Regions from separate parts of the Homo sapiens genome. Here region 2 is linked to region 1. A link is an interaction called in ENCODE POLR2A ChIA-PET data of the cell type or tissue named here. Cell type or tissue: CD4-positive, alpha-beta T cell. All regions are shown on one strand.

Region 1 (5,000 bases):
GATGACCAGAGTCACTACACTCCTGCTCTGATTAGGGTACCATCACCTCTACTGTGCAGAGCTCTGTCATCCAACAGCTCACCGATGCTCACTACAATTCAAGGAGTCAGGCAGAGCAGAGATTCCTGATCCCACTTGACAAATGAGGCCCACATGGCGGCAGTGATTTGTCCTAGGTGGCACAGTGAGTTGGTGACAGAAGAAAGTCTCTTACTTAAATTGTGCTCTTTCTACTAGACTACTCTGTCACAAAAGGAAAATCCAAAACATAGTATTGATGAAGAGTTAAAAACTGTAGATTTCTCTGACCATTCTCTTTTCAACTTACCATCACTCCCATCCCACTTCCCCCTCCACTCCCACTACACAGGCACAGAGAGTTCTGGCTGCTTAAATATACTCATGCTCCCTCCCTTGGTGCCTCCAGAGGCCAGTGATTCAATCAGCGAGTTAATCAGGCACAAAACCTTGGCTGCCATGAGAAGCCATGTCCTCAGGGAAACATTCCCCTCCATCAGCTCATCCACAGCATACAAATCTTTAAATGGCAATTAAAGAATTGAGAAGAATGCTGAAAAGCCAGGGGAAACACCCTGTAAAAGGAAAACATTTCACATTATCTCACGTCTGCATAGAAGACATAGAATTTGGCCCCAGCCTAAGGCCCCTTCCTCTAAACAACTCAGTTGGGGTCTTAAGTTCCTAAAAAAGAGAGAAAATGTGCTAAAAATCCATCATTAACTCATTAACTAATTCATCTGTTCATTCACTATTGATGTCTATTCTGTACATAACCTATGTTAGGTGGTAGAGCCACACAACTTAAAAAAAAAATCTCTGCCTTCAAGAAGTTTACTTTCTAGCTTGTACTTCAATATAGATGAAGATATCCTTTGACTAATACATTTGCTTCTGTCACTTATGTGAATCTGTGTATATACGTGATAATTTGTTTTCTTTAAGTCATAGTGATATGACTGTGTAAGATATGCAAAGGAAAAATGAAAGGAAAGTTGTCTTTGTTCCTTAGTATGATTTTCCATCTATTCTAGGATAATTTTTTGTTTGGTTGGTTTTTGTGTTTTGCAGAGACAGAGTCTCTCCTGTTGCCCAGGCTAGCCTCAAACTCCTGGGCTCAAGTGATCCTCCCACCTCGGCCTCCCAACATGCTGGGGTTACAGGCGTGAGCCACTGCACCCGACCTAGAAGATGTTTTTTTTAACTGTGAACTGGACTGTGGCTCTCTTGGAAAAACCTATATTGAGCAATAATCTTTTTTTATTAAAGCACAATAGCTTTACCAGAAGAAAAAACAAAAAAAGTTTACCAGCTTACAGTCTTTATTGTCTGGTGAAGAAGACAGGTAATTAAGAGGCATTGCATGGAGGTAAGAATAGGTATGGTGTGTCATCAAGTTACCAGCCAAACCAGGACTTCAACCCAGTTTCTCTATTCCAGTTAACGATGCAGAAAAGCACTCCTTAAATGGCCATGTAATATTTAGATAGCATGTGGCAATCTTATCATGTGAGTAGTCCCCATTTTCTACTAGGAAATATCTACAATCACAGGATATACCAGGTTCTGTGGAAGCAAGTTGACTAATTCTTTCCTAGGAGTCAAGGAAAGGCTTCCCAAAGAAGATGCCCTCAGAGCTTGGCCTTAGGAAATACAAAACATCTAGATGGCAGAAGGCTGAGCATGCACAGACACAGCTGGCAAGCTCTCTAAGAGCAGACTAGAGGGTCCCAGGCTCCTAGCAGAAGAGTTGCCTTGGGGTAAAAGAAATGATATAACCCTGGTTGCTTTAACAATGATAACATCCTTCTGGGGTGTCTGTTCCAGGCAAAGTCCATCTAACTCTGTAAAGAACCTAACTACTCTGCACTCAAAAAGCTCTAAGCATTAGCTTGAGACTCTACAAGAGGTTTCTCTACCTTGCTCTCAAACACTTACTTCCTGCCTTGCACACTAGCCCCCAAAGCAACCAGGAACACATTACCTCATAAAGAGGTCTGCTGGTACCACAAATGGCCTTAAGACATGAGACTTAAAGCCAGCCAAAATGAGAAATGATCCAGTTCAAATGCAAACTTTGGAGGTTTTAACCTTCAGCTGGCCAAAGATAAAGATAAAAGTCCTTTAATGCTGTATAAACAGAGAGCAAAGCAAACAACCCATACGAAACCACAGTTCATTGAGAGGAAATCCAAAATCCAGTAGTCCCTGCCACCTACCGGTCCATCACCAAACCCATGTTCCAGCTAGGCCCACTCTAGGCCCACAGCACAGGCAGCACTACAAAGAAGGATAGGGTAGGTTCTCAGGAACTCTCCTGAGGCACATCCAAATGGAAGAGGGCAACTGTCTATGGTTCCTTCCCACCCTCAACACTACCCCAAATGCCAGATCAGCCTGGCCCTTATGGGACTTACAAGTTTACAAGGAAGCTGAAAATGTGTCATCCAGGCACCTCAGACCACTCTGCCCAGGAAATGGAGGCTATGCATAGTGAGACTGCCTGCTATAAGTGGTCTAGGTATTATATGGCCATTAGTGCTTCTCTGCACAGCTCATTGGAGTAGACAGACCAGGTTGAAGTCCTGGTTTGGCTACTAACTCGATCACACACCATATCCATTCTTACCTCCATGCAGTGCTCACCAATGATCAAATTCTACCCTACCTTCAAACCCAATCCAAGTACTGCCTCCTCTAATGAGATCTTCCTGCCTTTTACAGTCATCAGTGATCACTCTATTTTTATTTGAACATTTTTTAATTGAGATGTAATTAAAGCCTATTTTTGATCATTTTATATACTCAAAAATATGTACAGACAGGACTTGGTGGCTCCTGACTATAATCCCAGAACTTTCGGAGGCAGAGGCAGGAGGGCTGCTTGACTCCAGGAGTTCAAGACCAGTCTGTACAACAACATAAGACCCTCTCTCTACAAAAATAAAAAATTAGCTGGGTGTGATGGTTCATACCTGTAGTCCCAGGTACTCAGGAGGCTGAGGTGGGAGGATTGCTTTAGCCCAGGAGGTCAAGACTGCAGTGAGCCATGATCATACCATTGCACTCTAGCCTGGGCAACACAGTGACACTGAGACACACACACACTCTCTCTCTCTCTCTCTCTCTCTATATATATATATATATATATGTATACACACACACTATCTCTCTATATATATATATGTATACACACACACACACACACACACACACACATATATATGCTTCTTCTATGGCAATACTATTTGCTACAACACTGCTGCATTCCTTTCACCAGAACTCACGTTATTTGACAAGGCTGCCCAAGTCCTACACATCTACTGCTTAACCCTACCAAGAATTACTTTCAAATATAACAAATGTTTTGTACTGTTAGGTGATTTAACATGGACACACCCTATCTCAAGAGCCCATTGCCAACTCTCTTTCCTCTAATTCATCCTGCACCTCCCAGTCAGATCTGTTTTGTTTAATATCACTTTATGCAGGCCTCACCTTGCTTACCACTTTCATGGATCTTCATTACCTACAGCAGAAGTCTTCGAACTGTAGATATCAATCCCTCAGTCAGTGGACCATTTTTGTTCTGTTTAATTATCAGAGTTCATTAGTAGAGGCATGTACTCTTTTGTAAAAGTTTTGTTTCATTTAAATAATAACAATAAAAATTATAGCACCTCACATGTGTCAGGTACTATTCTAAGCACTTTATATTTGTTACCTCATTCATCCTCACAACAACCCTATGAGGTATCATTATCAACATCTCCATTTCTCAGCTCAAGAAACTGAGGCACAGAGAAGTAAACTAAGTGGTGGCATATAGAGACAGGCAGTCTGGCTCTAGAGTCCAAGCTCTTAGCTACTACACTACACTGAAGAGTACAAGAAAGGCCTTTCTATAAATATAAATATATGCATATGGCATAAAAACACTTCCTATAAAAACATCTCTTTTAAATAAAGTCCAAACTTCTCTGTTTCTTTAATTTTACTCCACTGCTTCTTCCATGTATCCTCCACTCCCCCTAGATTGACATTCTCTGTGGGACCTGTTCCTTCATTCATGGCTTGCCATCCCCCCTTTTCTCTTTCTCCAAATGCTAACCAACCTTTCCAGTTTAGGTCCTCCAGGATGGCTCCTTGAAAGGGTCGTAGGGGAGGCAGTCAGTGCATGGGGGTATGCTGCTTCCCAATAGTTCGATGCCTACCATGATGCATCAGCCACTATGTTGGTGCTTTACACACATCACCTCATTATTCCTCACAACCCTGTGAGTCTGCTGTTATTATCCCCATTTTACAGAAAAGGAAAAAGTAGTTCAGAGAATTATGTTAACTTGCCAATGGCCTACAGTTCTAAAGCATACACTCTTTCTGCTATACCTTCTCAGCCCCTTATGATCTATTCCCCACATTTAAATATTTACATGTATACAATTTGATTTTGCATTTTATTTAAACTGCCTCAAACTATTTTCCCATTTATGTATGTGTCTTATCTCCCCAACTGGACCCTGAGTGAGCCCCTCTCCTCCCCTCACACCAACGGCTTCCTCTGTAGCACCTAACAGAGCTAGGCATTCAAGAGTTTTGGCCAAACCAAATTGGTAAGTCTGGGCTCACTAGAAGACGGAACTGTTGTGTTCTGGGTAAAGCTACTAAATAGCTGTGCTTTAACCATACAAAACCATGAATTAATTTCTTCTGGAGTTAAGGAAAAAGGTCTCTTAACCAAGAAAATCACATAGTGAAGTCTATGAGTCACTCTTGTCAGCAATGATATGAAGATCCCAGAAAACAAGTAACAAAAAAAGATTTACAGTGGGTGGAGTGTTTTTTCCCTTCCCACTCCTTAGGGAACACAACTGGAATGATGATCTCTAACGAGTGCACACAGCTTCAGCTACAGAACAAGGGAATCCCAAAGAGAAGGTCAACCAAAAACAGCCAACCCAAAAGGTGCTCAGAGAAAGCCC
Region 2 (5,000 bases), 65 kb before region 1:
AAGCTGGAGTGCAGTGGCATGATCTCAGCTCACTGCAACCTCTGCCCGCCGGGTTCAAGCAATTCTCCTGCCTCAGCCTCCTGAGTAGCTGGGATTACAGGCGCCCACCATCATGCTAATTTTTGTGTTTTTAGTGGAGGCAGGGTTTCAGCATGTTGGCCAGGCTAGTCTCGAACTCCTGATCTCAAGTGATCTGCCTGCCTCGGCCTCCCAAAGTGCTGGGATTACAGGCGTGAGCCACCACACCCGGCCACAAATTAATTTTAAAATGCAACTTTTTTTTTTTTTTTGAGACACTCTTTCCCTGTTGCACAGGCTGGAGTGCAGTGGCGCGATCGCAGCTCACTGCAAGCTCCGCCTCCTGAGTTCACGCCATTCTCCTGCCTCAGCCTTCCAAGTAGCTGGGACTACAGGGGCCTGCCACCACACCCGGCTAATTTTTTTTTTTAATTTTTAGTAGAGACGCGGTTTCACTGTGTTAGCCAGAATGGTCTCGATCTCCTGACCTCGTGATCTGCCCGCCTCGGCCTCCCAAAGTGCTGGGATTACAGGCGTGAGCCACCGCACCCAGCCAAAATGCAACTTTTTATGAAGATGTTTTTATTAACCTTTTACTTAAACTTAAGGAAAAAATCAATTCTCCATATCAAAGAATAAATATATACAGCAGCTCCTCAAATAACACCATTTCTTTCAATGTCATTTCTTTATAACGTCAATGAAAAAAAAATCAATTCCTGGCTGGGGCTACTGTCTGTGTGAAGTTTCCATGCTCTCCCCATGTGTGCATGGGTTTTCTGTGCATTCTCTGATTTCCTCCCACATCCCAAAGATGTACATTTTAGGTGAACTGGCATGTCTCCATGGTCCTAGCCTGAGTGAGTGTGGGTGTGTGAGTGTGCCATGCAATGAAATGGCGTCCTATCCAGAGTTGGTGCCCACCTTGCACCCTGAGCTGCTAGCATAAACTCTGGACACTCTCAACCCTAAACTGAAATAAGTAGGTAAATAATTATAAATAATTATCTTACTTGTTTTTATTAATCTTTCTTAAATGTATATACAGCTCACATTTATTTCAGTGTTTCATATTGTAAGTGTTTTGGTCTTTATTTGTAAGTTTGGTGATGTTTTTGTGACCAGAAATATGCCATAGGAACTTAACCCTTGTTTATAACAAATTAGCCTCTGTTAAAATTGGTTTCATTATATGTCATTCACTTATGACATATGATGGGGATACATTCTAAGAAATGCATCATGTGTCAACATCATAGAGTATGCTAGATGTGTATAGCCTACTACACACCTAGGTTATATGAAATAGCCTATTGCTCCTAGGCTACAAACTTGTACAACATGTTACTGTACTCAATATTGTAGGGAGTTGTAACACAGTAGTAAGTATTTGTGTACCTAAACATATCCAAACATAAAAAAGATATAGTAAAATATATTATAATCTTATGGAACCACATTGCATATGTGGCCCACTGTTGACTGAATGTCCTTATGTGGCCTATGACTATATATAAAATATGTATAATTCATATTATATATGAGTATGAATATATATATGTTATACAATTTGGGGTATCTTAAAGGTTGGGGAGTTGGTGCTAAAGGAGCTATGGAGGTCTCAATCCCCTATCTCTTAGAACTGCTCTTGGAGTACATGACTACATGGCAACAGTCTGCCAGAGCTGCTCCTTCTGAAGAGGTGTGGGCTCTCCATTTTCCCACAGCTCTCACCACTCACAGACTTATGCACATGCATTTATACAGCCCACATTACTCACTTACAATGCCCTCTGACCCTTCAGGGGCACAGTTTGTAATTCCTGTTGTACACTAAAGTACTGAGTTTGAAAGCACAATTCAGATATTAATTGAGATTATTATTGGAAGGAGAGTGAGATAAGGACAGGAAAGTAACAGAAAAAGATTCTTGATCAAAGGTGACTTCTTCTGTGCTCCCATAGTGCCTATGAATACCTTTATCAGTCTTATTAGATGTCTATCTCCCCTGCCAAACCATATACCCTCAACGGAAGTTCCCAGTTACCCAGCCACAAGCTGGGTACTAGCACCCAAGAATATTATATTGAGCTGTAACTTTGATGTTCAATATACTTGAAGTAGGCATTACCACATCTTACTTTGAACACTGTCCCACATCCAGCTAATAGCTAAAGTCTGATTTAAGACAAAGTTTAAAAGTAACGAAAGGTGATAACAAAGCTAAACAGGCAGCTTTTGGATCCCACCAAAGGGATTTACTATTTCAGACTTAGAACAAGCAGCTCTTCTCTCAGGAATACCTAAGGAGGCTCCCCAAGAGTCCTGCCTTACCATGGGGAATGCAACATTGGCTAGAACTATACAGCTCAATAGTTCTACAAAGAGCCAAGCTACCAGCTGTCAGTAAGTATATTTAGTTCCATGCGCCCAGAAAAATGATCTCCCAGGAGGTGGCACATGGCATAAACCCATCCCAAGTGTCAAGCAGTAGTGAAGTAGTGAGAGTGGGAGCAGAGAAGAGGGGAGACATCTCTCTATAATTTCTACAAAATAGGCCCAGCCAGCTTGATCCACCAGAGAAGAGAATTCACTGACATAAAGCCAGAAGAAGAGCAGCACACCTTTGGGTACAGCAATCTGGATGGCTTTCCTGGGTTCTTCCTTAGAATCAATAACACTTCCCTCCCCTTTCCAACCTTGTTCCCTACTACTTACCTTCCATATTTCCCAAACCAAATTGTCCCACCTCCATTCCCACTTTCTCTGCTGCTCTCCAACCCCCATCCAGCCCACAATATTTAGAACCCTACATTAGTCCATTATTACATTGCTATAAAGAAATACCTGTGGCTGGGCACAGTGGCTCACACCTGTAATCCCAGCACTTTGGGAACCAGAGGTGGGCAGATCACTTGAGGTCAGGAATTCAAGACCAGCCTGGCCAACATGGTCAAATCCCGTCTCTACTAAAAATATAAAAAATAGCTGCCATCATGGCTTGTGCCTGTAATCCCAGCTACCTGGGAGGGTGAGGAAGGAGAATCGCTTGAACCCAGGAAACAGAAGTTGCAGGGAGCCGAGATTGTGCCACTGCACTCCAGCCTGGGCAACAGCATGAGACTCCGCCAAAGAAAATTTTAAAAAGAAAGAAAAAAAGAAATACCTGAGACTGGGTAATTTATAAGAAAAGAGGTTTAATTGGCTCACCATTCCGCAGGCTGTACAGGAAGCATAGCAGCTTCTGCTTCTGGGGAGGCCTTGGGAAACTTACAATCAAGGCAGAAGGTGAAAGGGAAACAGACACACCATACACAGCCAGAGCAGGAGGAAGAAAGAGCAAAGGGGGAGGTGCTACCACACTTCTAAATGACCAGATCTCATGAGAACTCACTCACTATTCAATACTGAGAGGGGATGGTGTTAAACAATTCATGAGAACATCACCCCGATAATCCAATCACTCCTAACAGCCCCACCTCCAGCACTGGGGATTACAATTCAACACGAGATTTGGTGGGGACACAGAACCAAGCCATATCAAACCCATAAGTCACATGTTCCAGATCTGAAAAGTTTACCAACTCTTATTTACCTCTTGAACATCTAGCAAGGAAGCATACCATATTTCAGGTACAATAGCTCTAAATGTCATTTACAGAGTTCTAGGACATGTACGTTTCATGAGTGAAATATCTGTTTCCACTGAGATCAGAAGCTGTTGCTCAAGGCAGGGATACAGCAGTCATTTCTCACTTATCTTTGTACGTCTAGTCTCTTTTCTGTCAGTCTATCTACCATATTAGACACTAGAATAATCTTTTTTATTATTATTATTATACTTTAAGTTTTAGGGTACATGTGCACAATGTGCCGGTTAGTTATATATGTATACATGTGCCATGCTGGTGTGCTGCACCCATTAACTCGTCATTTAGCATTAGGTATATCTCCTAAAGCTATCGCTCCCCCCTCCCCCCACCCCACAACAGTCCCCAGAGTGTGATGTTCCCCTTCCTGTGTCATGTGTTCTCATTGTTCAATTCCCACCTATGAGTGAGAACATGCGGTGTTTGGTTTTTTGTCCTTGCGATAGTTTACTGAGAATGATGATTTCCAATTTCATCCATGTCCCTACAAAGGAGATGAACTCATCTTTTATGGCTGCATAGTATGCCATGGTGTATATGTGCCACATTTTCTTAATCCAGTCTATCATTGTTGGACATTTGGGTTGGTTCCAAGTCTTTGCTATTGTGAATACTGCCACAATAAACATACGCGTGCATGTGTCTTTATAGCAGCATGATTTATAGTCCTTTGGGTGTATACCTAGTAATGGGATGGCTGGGTCAAATGGTATTTCTAGTTCTAGATCCCTGAGGAGTCGCCACACTGACTTCCACAATGGTTGAACTAGTTTACAGTCCCACCAACAGTGTAAAAGTGTTCCTATTATTCCACATCCTCTCCAGCACCTGTTGTTTCCTGACTTTTTAATGATTGCCATTCTAACTGGTGTGAGATGCTATCTCATTGTGGCTTTGATTTGCATTTCTCTGATGACCAGTGATGATGAGCATTTTCTCATGTGTTTTTTGGCTGCATAAATGTCTTCTTTTGAGAAGTGTCTGTTCATATCCTTTGCCCACTTTTTGATGGGGCTGTTTTTTTCTTGTAAGTTTGTTTAAGTTCATTGTAGATTCTGGATATTAGCCCTTTGTCAGATGAGTAGGTTGCGAAAATTTTCTCCCATTTTGTCAGTTGCCTGTTCACTCTGATGGTAGTTTCTTTTGCTGTGCAGAAGCTCTTTAGTTTAATTAGATCCCATTTGTCAATTTTGGCTTTTGTTGCCATTGCTTTTGGTGTTTTAGACATGAAGTCCTTGCCCATGCCTATGTCCTGAATGGTAATGCCTAGGTTTTCTTCTAGGGTTTTTATGGTTTTAGGTCTAACGTTTAAGTCTTTAATCCATCTTGAAT

The links. ChIA-PET counts read pairs that join two places held together with the same protein. Peaks named below come from ENCODE experiments on the same cell type or tissue, not always from the same donor. Only the 100,000 strongest peaks of a DNase experiment are listed, where the experiment ranks them.
Region 2: POLR2A ChIA-PET joins it to region 1 with 7 read pairs; 5 of 35 experiments call an interaction of 5 or more read pairs at or near these places.

Annotation. Positions count from the first base shown.
Region 1 is chr11:3,939,823-3,944,822 of GRCh38, reverse strand. The region is part of intron 1 of STIM1 (stromal interaction molecule 1); the gene reads right to left. Among named protein-coding and RNA genes, the nearest start is that of PPIAP40, 49 kb to the right of the region's middle. RefSeq lists an enhancer at 1,763-1,892. In CD4-positive, alpha-beta T cell, a CTCF peak has its summit at 2,239 (motif pointing left); DNase peaks (open chromatin) are centred at 1,982 and 2,232; H3K27ac peaks cover 3,139 bases.
Region 2 is chr11:4,004,583-4,009,582 of GRCh38, reverse strand. The region is part of intron 2 of STIM1 (stromal interaction molecule 1); the gene reads right to left. Among named protein-coding and RNA genes, the nearest start is that of RRM1, 88 kb to the left of the region's middle. In CD4-positive, alpha-beta T cell, no CTCF peak of the experiment used is centred here; a DNase peak (open chromatin) is centred at 2,072.